Regions from separate parts of the Homo sapiens genome. Here region 1 is linked to region 2. A link is an interaction called in ENCODE POLR2A ChIA-PET data of the cell type or tissue named here. Cell type or tissue: IMR-90. All regions are shown on one strand.

What was found. Peaks named below come from ENCODE experiments on the same cell type or tissue, not always from the same donor. Only the 100,000 strongest peaks of a DNase experiment are listed, where the experiment ranks them.
Region 1: POLR2A ChIA-PET joins it to region 2 with 7 read pairs; 3 of 35 experiments call an interaction of 5 or more read pairs at or near these places.

What each region holds. Positions count from the first base shown.
Region 1 is chr19:11,212,682-11,216,681 of GRCh38, forward strand. It overlaps DOCK6 (dedicator of cytokinesis 6), which reads right to left. Exons shown (of 48, transcript NM_020812.4): 31 at 3,120-3,246; 32 at 2,706-2,790; 33 at 1,872-1,968; 34 at 1,594-1,728; 35 at 495-647. All of the region lies in intron 2 of DOCK6-AS1 (DOCK6 antisense RNA 1), which reads left to right. Among named protein-coding and RNA genes, the nearest start is that of DOCK6-AS1, 11 kb to the left of the region's middle. In IMR-90, no CTCF peak of the experiment used is centred here; no DNase peak of the experiment used is centred here.
Region 2 is chr19:10,882,927-10,886,926 of GRCh38, forward strand. The region is part of intron 1 of CARM1 (coactivator associated arginine methyltransferase 1); the gene reads left to right. Among named protein-coding and RNA genes, the nearest start is that of CARM1, 13 kb to the left of the region's middle. RefSeq lists enhancers at 1-272, 273-1,113. In IMR-90, no CTCF peak of the experiment used is centred here; a DNase peak (open chromatin) is centred at 1,545; H3K27ac peaks cover 338 bases.

The DNA.
Region 1 (4,000 bases), 330 kb after region 2:
CCTTCCAAGTAGCTGGGATTACAGGCACCCGCCACCATGCCCAGCTAATTTTTGTATTTTTAGTAGAGATGCGGGGTTCCATCATGTTGGCTGGGCTGGTCTCGAACTCCTGACTTCAAGTGATCCACCTGCCTCAGCTTCCCAAAGTGCTGAGATTACAGGCATGAGCCACTGTGCCTGGCCCTTTTTTTTTTTTTTTTTTTTTTATTGAGACAAGGTCTCACTCTTGCTCAGGCTGGAGTGCAGTGGCACAGTCGTGGCCCACTGCAGCCTCAAACTCCTGGCCTCAAGTGATCCTCTCACCTCAGCCTCCCAAAGTGCTGGGATTACAGGAATGAGCCACGGCACCTGACCCCCAATTGCATTCTGAGCCCTCCTCCTGCTCATTATGCTCAATGACTGTCTCCCCCTCCCTCACTCCCTGTATGGTTGAGACCCCACTGGCCACCCTGACCAGAGCCATGTGTGGACCATGCCTCCTAGCCCCCACTCACGTGGCCGATCTCGAAGTTCTGTCGCATGAGCAGGTACAGCGAGGCGCTGGCGTGCGTGCGGATGGTGCTGATGCGGCTGCCACAGTGTCGTAGGAGCCTCAGGCACAGGTCGGCACACAGCTCCGTGTCCTCCTCGAACAGCAGCTCCGGGAACTGCCCCCAAGGACCCAGACAGACACTGTCCAGCCCCTCCCCGTTCTGGCTCAGAAGGGGACTGGCCCAAATGAGGACTGCTTGGGCAGGGGTTTGTGTTCTGTCCTCTTTGGCCAAGTACCACTGGGTTCGGAGTCAGACCTGGGTTTAAGCCCCTTGCTGTGTGACCCCAGGTGAGTGACTTGGCCACTCTGATTCTGCCTTCCTTCCACTGTAAACTGTGGCAAAGCAGTCAGCTCCATGGAGTTGCAGAGCACACAGTAAGTGCTCAATGAATGAGCTCCTTTTTTTTTTTTTTTTTTGAGACGGAGTTTTGCTCTTGTCTCCCAGGCTGGAGTGCAGTGGCACAATCACAGCTCACTGCAGCTTTGAACTCCCAGGCTCAAGCCATCCTCCTGCCTCAGCCTCCCTAGTAGCTCCCTAGTAGCTGGGATCTCAGGTGGTGTGTGCCATCCTCTCTGGCTAACATTTTTTTTTTTTTTTTTTGAGACAGGCTCTCACTGTGTTGCCCAGGCTGGAGTCCAGTGGCACGATCATGGCTCACTGTAGGCTTGACCTCCCGGGCTCAAGTGATCCTCAGCCTTCCGAGTAGCTAGGACCACAGGTGCATGCCACCACACTCAGTTTATTTTTTTGTAGAAATGGGGTCTCACCGTGTTGCCCAGGCTGGTCTCGAACTCCTAGGCTCACATGATCTTCCTGCCTCAGCCTCCCAAAGTGCTGGGATTACAGGTGTGAGCCACCGTGCCTAGTCCTAGCTAATTTTTAATTTTTTTGTAGAGACAGGGGCCTCACTATGTTGCCCAGGTTGGTCTCAAACTCCTGGCCTCAAGCGATCCTCCCACCTCAGCCTCCCAAAGTGCTGGGATTAGAGGCATGAGCCACTGTGCTCAGCCTAGAGCTGCTACTGTTTTTCTAAGAATCATGGTTGTTGAGTGGTGCTCACCTTGGACACAAGGGCCCTCTGGGTGGCCAGGCCATGCTGCAAGAAGAGGGCACTCTGGGCACTGCCCAGGCTGTACAGCACAACCTTCAGCACTGCCCCCAAGACGCTCTCCCGGGCTTCTGAAAGCATCACCGTCTGGAGGGAAGGGGGTCAGAAATCCAGGTGTTAGAGCCTAGGGTGGTTATGGGGAAAGGGAAGGAGAGGGATTATGGAGTCAGAGACCACAGGGCACTGCAGTTGGGCTCAGAGCACAAGGCAGATGCTGGATCAAGCCCTACCTGCACGATGATCTCCAGTGTGTCCAGAACCACTAGGCTTGCCTCGGTTGCCAGGTTCCCTTCCACCAAGGCCTCGTGTTCCATTTCATCCTTGGTCCTGGAAGGGGAAAGGAGGTCTTGGGGGCCCACTCGGGGTGAGATCCTACTCCATGGCTGAGCTCTCTCCTTCCCCTGGCAGCCCAGGGGGCACTGGCTCCCTGGAAGCTGTTCTGTTTTTTGTTTTTGTTTTTTTTGTTTTCTGAGACAGGGTCTTGCTCTGTTGCCCAGGCTGGAGTGCAGTGGTGTGATCACCAGCTCACTGCAGCCTCAACCTCCCAGGCTCAAGTCATTCTCCCACCTCAGACTCATGAGTGGCTGGGACCACAGGCACATGCCACCATGCCTGGCTAATTTTTTTTTTTTTTTTTTGAGATGGAGTCTCGCTCTGTCACCCAGGCTGGAGTGCAGTGGCGCGATCTCGGCTCACTGTAAGCTCCGCCTCCCGGGTTCACACCATTCTCCTGCCTCAGCCTCGCTAGTAGCTGGGACTACAGGCACCTGCCACCACACCTGGCTTATTTTTTATATATTTTTTAGTAGAGACAAGGTTTCACCGTTAGCCAGGATGGTCTCGATCTCCTGATCTTGTGATCCGCCTGCCTCGGCCTCCCAAAGTGCTGGGATTACAGGCATGAGCCACTGCGCCCGGCCCATGCCCGGCTAATTTTTAAATTTTTGGTAGAGAGGGTCTTACTATGTTGCCCAGGCTGGTCTCGAACTCCTGGACTCAAGCAATCCTCCTGCCTCGGCCCAAACTGTTCTGAACTCAGCAGACACCCTCCTGCCCACACCTACTTGTCCACGCGGTCTGAGGTTTGCTTCCAGTGTGTGACGCTCTTCCGCCAGCGCACATTCTCCGGATTCCCAAACGGGCTCCTCTCTGAGACGCGTGGGTGCACGATCACAGATGCGTAAAAACACAGGGCACACGTGAACATCAGGAGAAATGCACAGGCATGAAGATATTCAGGTGGGCTGACCCATGAGGGCACTGGGTGGAGCAGAAGCCTGCCGGGTGGACGCACAGGGGCAAACACGAGTGACAGATGGGGACGCACAGGCGCATGTGTACGGTGATGATTTGTGGACTTCTCTCCAGGAAAAGTGAGGCAGAAAGTAAGCTAGGGATGGCCCCCTTCATGGGGTCCCCTTGACACAAGGTGGGAGCAGCTGGTGGGATGGGGACACGTGGGTATGTCACCCTCTTACCACGACTTCGCCGAACCATTTCTTGTCGAGCTCCGATGGTACCCAGAATGGCTTCCTCTAGCCGCGCCTTCATATCCAGAGATTTTTTGAATGTGAGGCTGTTGATGCGTTCAAAGGCCTTTTTCCCCTGGGGGTGCAGAGAACTGGGGTTCCAGGCTGACTCTGCTCTTTTCGGGGGGACCTGGGCTGGCCCCATCCCTTTCTTTGTGCTCTTTCTCACCTCCGGGCCCCTGTGCTTAAAGACAGATTGCCTTTTTCCTCTAAATTCTTAGCACTTACCAAAAAAAAAATTTTTTTTTTTTCTTGAAACAGAGTCTCTCTCATTCTGTCGCCCAGGGTGAAGAGCAGTGGCATGATCTTGGCTCATTGCAACCTCCACCTCCTGGGCTCAGGCAATCCACCTCAGCCACTTCCATAGCTGGGACTACCAGCATGTGCCACCATGCTCAGGTAATTTTTGTATTTTTCGTAGAGATGGGGTTTTACCATGCTGCCCAGGCTGGTCTCAAACTCGTGGGCTCAAGCAGTTTGCCTGCCTTAGCCTCCTCAAGTGCTGGGATTACAGGCGTGAGCCACCGCACCAGGCCCTGTTTTAAAAAAATTTCTTTTCTTCTTTTTTTTTTTTGAGATGGAGTCTCACTCTGTTGCCCAGGCTGGTGTGCAGTGGCACAATCTCAGCTCACTGCAACCTCCACCTCCCGGGTTCAAGTGATTCTCCTGTCTCAGCCTCCCAAGTAGCTGGGACTACAGGTGCGCGCCACCACACCCAGCTATTATTTTGTATTTTTAGTAGAGACGGGGTTTCAGTATGTTGGCCAGACTGCTCTTGAACTCCTGACCTCAGGCGATCCACCTGCCTCGGCCTCCCAAAGTGCTGGGAT
Region 2 (4,000 bases):
ATGGCAGCTAAGGAGAGGTAGGGGAGAGGCTGGCCTGGCCAGAGAGAGGTGAGCTGCAAAGGAGGGGGACCCAGGGGCCTGCAGGGTGTCTGTGGTCAGCCCTGCTACTCTCTGCCTTTCCTGGCTGGAATGCTATCCCTGGCCTCCCAGCACTCTCTGGGTTAGAGGCTGCAGGCGGTCCTGATTAGCACACATGGGAGCCTCACCTTGGGACCTTGTCCAGGGAACCGTGGTTCTCCCTCCAGTTTCCTCCCATTAAATGGAGGGGGCTTTCGAGGATTGGCCCACACCCAACATAGGTGAATCCTTGGTCTCCTGAGCCTGCTATGTGGCCTGGAAGAGAAGATGTATCCCAAGTTGTCCAGGTGTGGGGGTAGGTAGGACACAGAGTAGCCCTGGGAATCCTGCCCAAGACCCCCTCGTCCCCAGTGATTGAGGAGGAGTCCCTTTCCCCGGTGTAGTTTATCTGTCCCAGGGGCCTTCTCCGGCACCCTCTGGATCTGCTTCCTGATCTCACTCTGGGGAACTGCTTGGGGAGCTTCACGTTTCAGTCTCAAGGATCGCGCAGGGCGGACCCTCAGCAGCCTCCAGATCTGCCCAGAAAGTCCACGGTGCCGGCCCTGCCACTTCTTTGTTTGGCTTAAGAGACAGGGTCTTGCTGTGTTCCTCAGGCCGGCGTGCAGTGGTGCGATCATAGCTCACTGTTAGCCTTGAAATCCTGGGCTCAAGCAATCCTCCTGCCTTAGCCTCCTGAGTAGCTGGGACTACAGGTATGCGCCACCACGGCTGGCTAATTTTTTAAAAAAATTGGCTGGGAGTGGTGGCTCACGCCTGTAATCCCAGCACTTTGGGAGGCTGAGGCAGGTGAATCACTTGAGGTCAGGAGTTCAAGACCAGCCTGGCCAACATGGTGAAACCCCATCTCTACTAAAAATACAAAAATTAGCTGGGCGCGGTGGTGTGCGCCTGTAATCCCAGCTACTTGGGAGGCTGAGGCAGGAGAATCACTTGAACCCAGGAGGCGGAGGTTGCAGTGAGCCAAGATCATGCCACTGCACTCCGGCCTGGGTGACAGAGCGAGACTCTGTTTTTTTTTTTTTTTTTCGTTTTTTGTTTTTTGTTTTTTTAATTACGGGCCAGGTGCAGTGGCTCACACCTGTAATCCCAGCACTTTGGGAGGCCGAGGTGGGCGGATCACTTGAGGTCAGGAGTTCGAGACCAGCCTGACCAATGTGGAGACCCCTTCTCTACTAAAAACACAAAAATTATCCAGGCATGGTGGCGCATGCCTGTAATCCCAGTTACTCTGGAGGCTGAGGCAGGAGAATCTCTTGAACCCAGGAGATGGAGGTTGTGGTGACCACAGATCACACAACTGCACTCCAGCCTGGTCAACAAGAGCAAAACTCCGTCTCAAAAAAAAAAAAAAACAAAAAGACATAGAGATGGGCTCTCTAGTATGTTGTCCAGGCCGGTCTCAAACTCCTGGACATAAGCAGTCCTCCCCTCCTTGGCCTCCCAAAGATCTAGGATTACAGGCCTGAGTCACTGTGCCCAGCCCAACCTGCCACTTTGACACTACACAGCTCTGACTTTTGGTTGAAGAATCTGGAGTCCCCAGTTGCCCCCCCTCCCCCTGTGCTTGCCTTTGTTCCCCAAAAAGCAGTTACATGAAGGAAATGGAGACCAGGCCTAACCCAGGGCTGAAGGAGTTGGGTCTGGAGATTCTAGGCCCCTCCTGTGTCTCCTCTGGTGTTGATTCTCTGCATCGCTTCTTTATTTTATTATTTTTTTTTGAGACTGAGTCTTGCTCTGTCCCCCAGGCTGGAGTGCAGTAGCGTGATCTCAGCTCACTGCAACCTCCGCCTCCCGGGTTCAAGCGATTCTCCTCCCTCAGCCTCCCGAGTAGCTGGGATCATAGACACGTGCCACCACGCCTGCCTAATTTTTGGATTTTTAGTAGAGACGGGGTTTCACCCATGTTGGCCAGGTTGGTCTCAAACTCCTGACCTCAGGTGATCCACCAGCCTTGGCCTCCCAAAGTGCTGGGATTACAGACGTGAGCCATCATGCCTGGCCGCTTATTTATTTTAATTGTTGTTTAGTCAGTACACACACATGCCCAGGCCTTAGTTCTGTTTGATGCTTTTGACAATTATGGACACCCATGTCACCACCACCCAAAGCCAGACATGGAACTTGTTCCCCTCTGGGTAGGTTTGTTCAGTGGGACAGCCCCTCTTTCCCTGTCTGTTCCTCTCATCATTTGTCCCCTGCTGCCAGGCGGGGCATTCTTGTAAACAGGTCCAGACTGGGTTTGGGGGGCTCTGTGCCCCCCCACCCCTGCCAGGAGAACCCCCTTTTATTCTTCCTTTTTGTCTGTCTCTTTAAAGCGATTCATTAGCCTTGGCAGGCGTGGGTCTGAGCTGTTTTCCTTTATGTCGTTGGCAGGTCTTTCTCCCGCTAATTGTGTTCTCGGAGCTGGGGTTCATTTTTGCCGGATGTGTTACACATGTGCAAGCGTAGTGGTTTTATGTATAGAAAACCTGCCCAGCGGTGTGGGCATGGGTGCTACTCCTGGCGAGGACTGCAGAAAGGCCCCTGGCCAATCAGTGCTCTCGTGAAAGAGGGATGCTCTTGTTAACCATCCCGGGCAGGGGGCATGTGAATAAATAATCAAAGACTGGGGTGCCTCTTGCAGACTGAGGGAGGGACATTCCAGAGAATTTGCTGCATTCTTCCTTGAACAGGACGGGAAGGCGAAGATAGGCTGGAGCTTCCAGATTTCCATCCTGTGCCCTTGAGGGACCCTCTGCAGGAGCCTGGCTCTGCCTTTGAGCCCTGGAGCCCCTAGATGCAGGATGATGGGATGCCTGGCTCTTACTCCCGCTCACACACTCCAAGTCTCGCTATCAGGACAGCCCCCCACAGGGAGCCACAGCAGCCACAGCTCACTCCCTCATTTTTTTTTTTTTTTTTTTTTTTTTTGAGACAGGGAGTGCAGCGGTGTGAACACAGCTCATTGCAACCTCAACCTCCCAGGTTCAGTTCATGCTCCTGCCTCAGCCTCCCGAGTAGCTGGGACGGCAGGTGGCCCCACACCTGGCTAATTTTTTTCTTTCTTTCTTTCTTTTTTTTTTTTTTTTTGAAATGGAGTTTCACTCTTGTTGCCCAGGCTGGAGTGCGATGGTGTGATCTCAGCTCACCACAACCTCCACCTCCTGGGTTCAAGTGATTGTCCTGCCTCAGCCTCCCCAGTAGCTGGGATTACGGGCATGCGCCACCACGCCCGGCTAATTGTGTATTTTTAGTAGAGACGGGTTTTCTCCATGTTGGTCAGGCTGGTTTCGAACTCCTGACCTCAGGTGATCCACCCGCCTCAGCCTCCCAGCCTGTAGCTGGGATTACAGGCGTGAGCCACCGTGCCCGGCCTAATTTTTGTATTTCTTGTAGAGACGGGGTCTCAACCATGTTGCCTAGGATGCTCTCCAACTCCTGGGCTCATGCAGTCCTCCCACCTCGACCACCCAAAGTGCTGGGATTACAGGCGTGAGTCACCATGCCCCGCCCCCTCCCTCATTTTTATCTTTTATCTTTTTTTTTCTTTTTTAGAGATGGGGGCTGGGTGCGGTGGCTCACGCCTGTAATCCCAGCACTTTGGGAGGCTGAGGCAGGTGGATCACAAGGTCAGGAGTTCAAGACCAGCCTGGCCAAGATGGTGAAACCCCATCCCTACTAAAAAATACAAAAAAAATTTAGCCGGGTGCAGTGGCAGGCACCTGTAATCTCAGTTACTCTGGAGGCTGAGGCAGGAGAATCACTTGAACCTGGGCAGCAGGAGTTGCAGCAAGCCGAGGTCGCTCCACTGCACTCCAGCCTGGATGATAGAATGAGATTCCATCTCAAAAAAAAAAAATGGGGTCTCAATATTTTGCCCACGCTGGTCTCAAACTCCTGGCTTCAAATGATCCTCTTGCCTCAGCCTCTCAAGTAGCTGGGC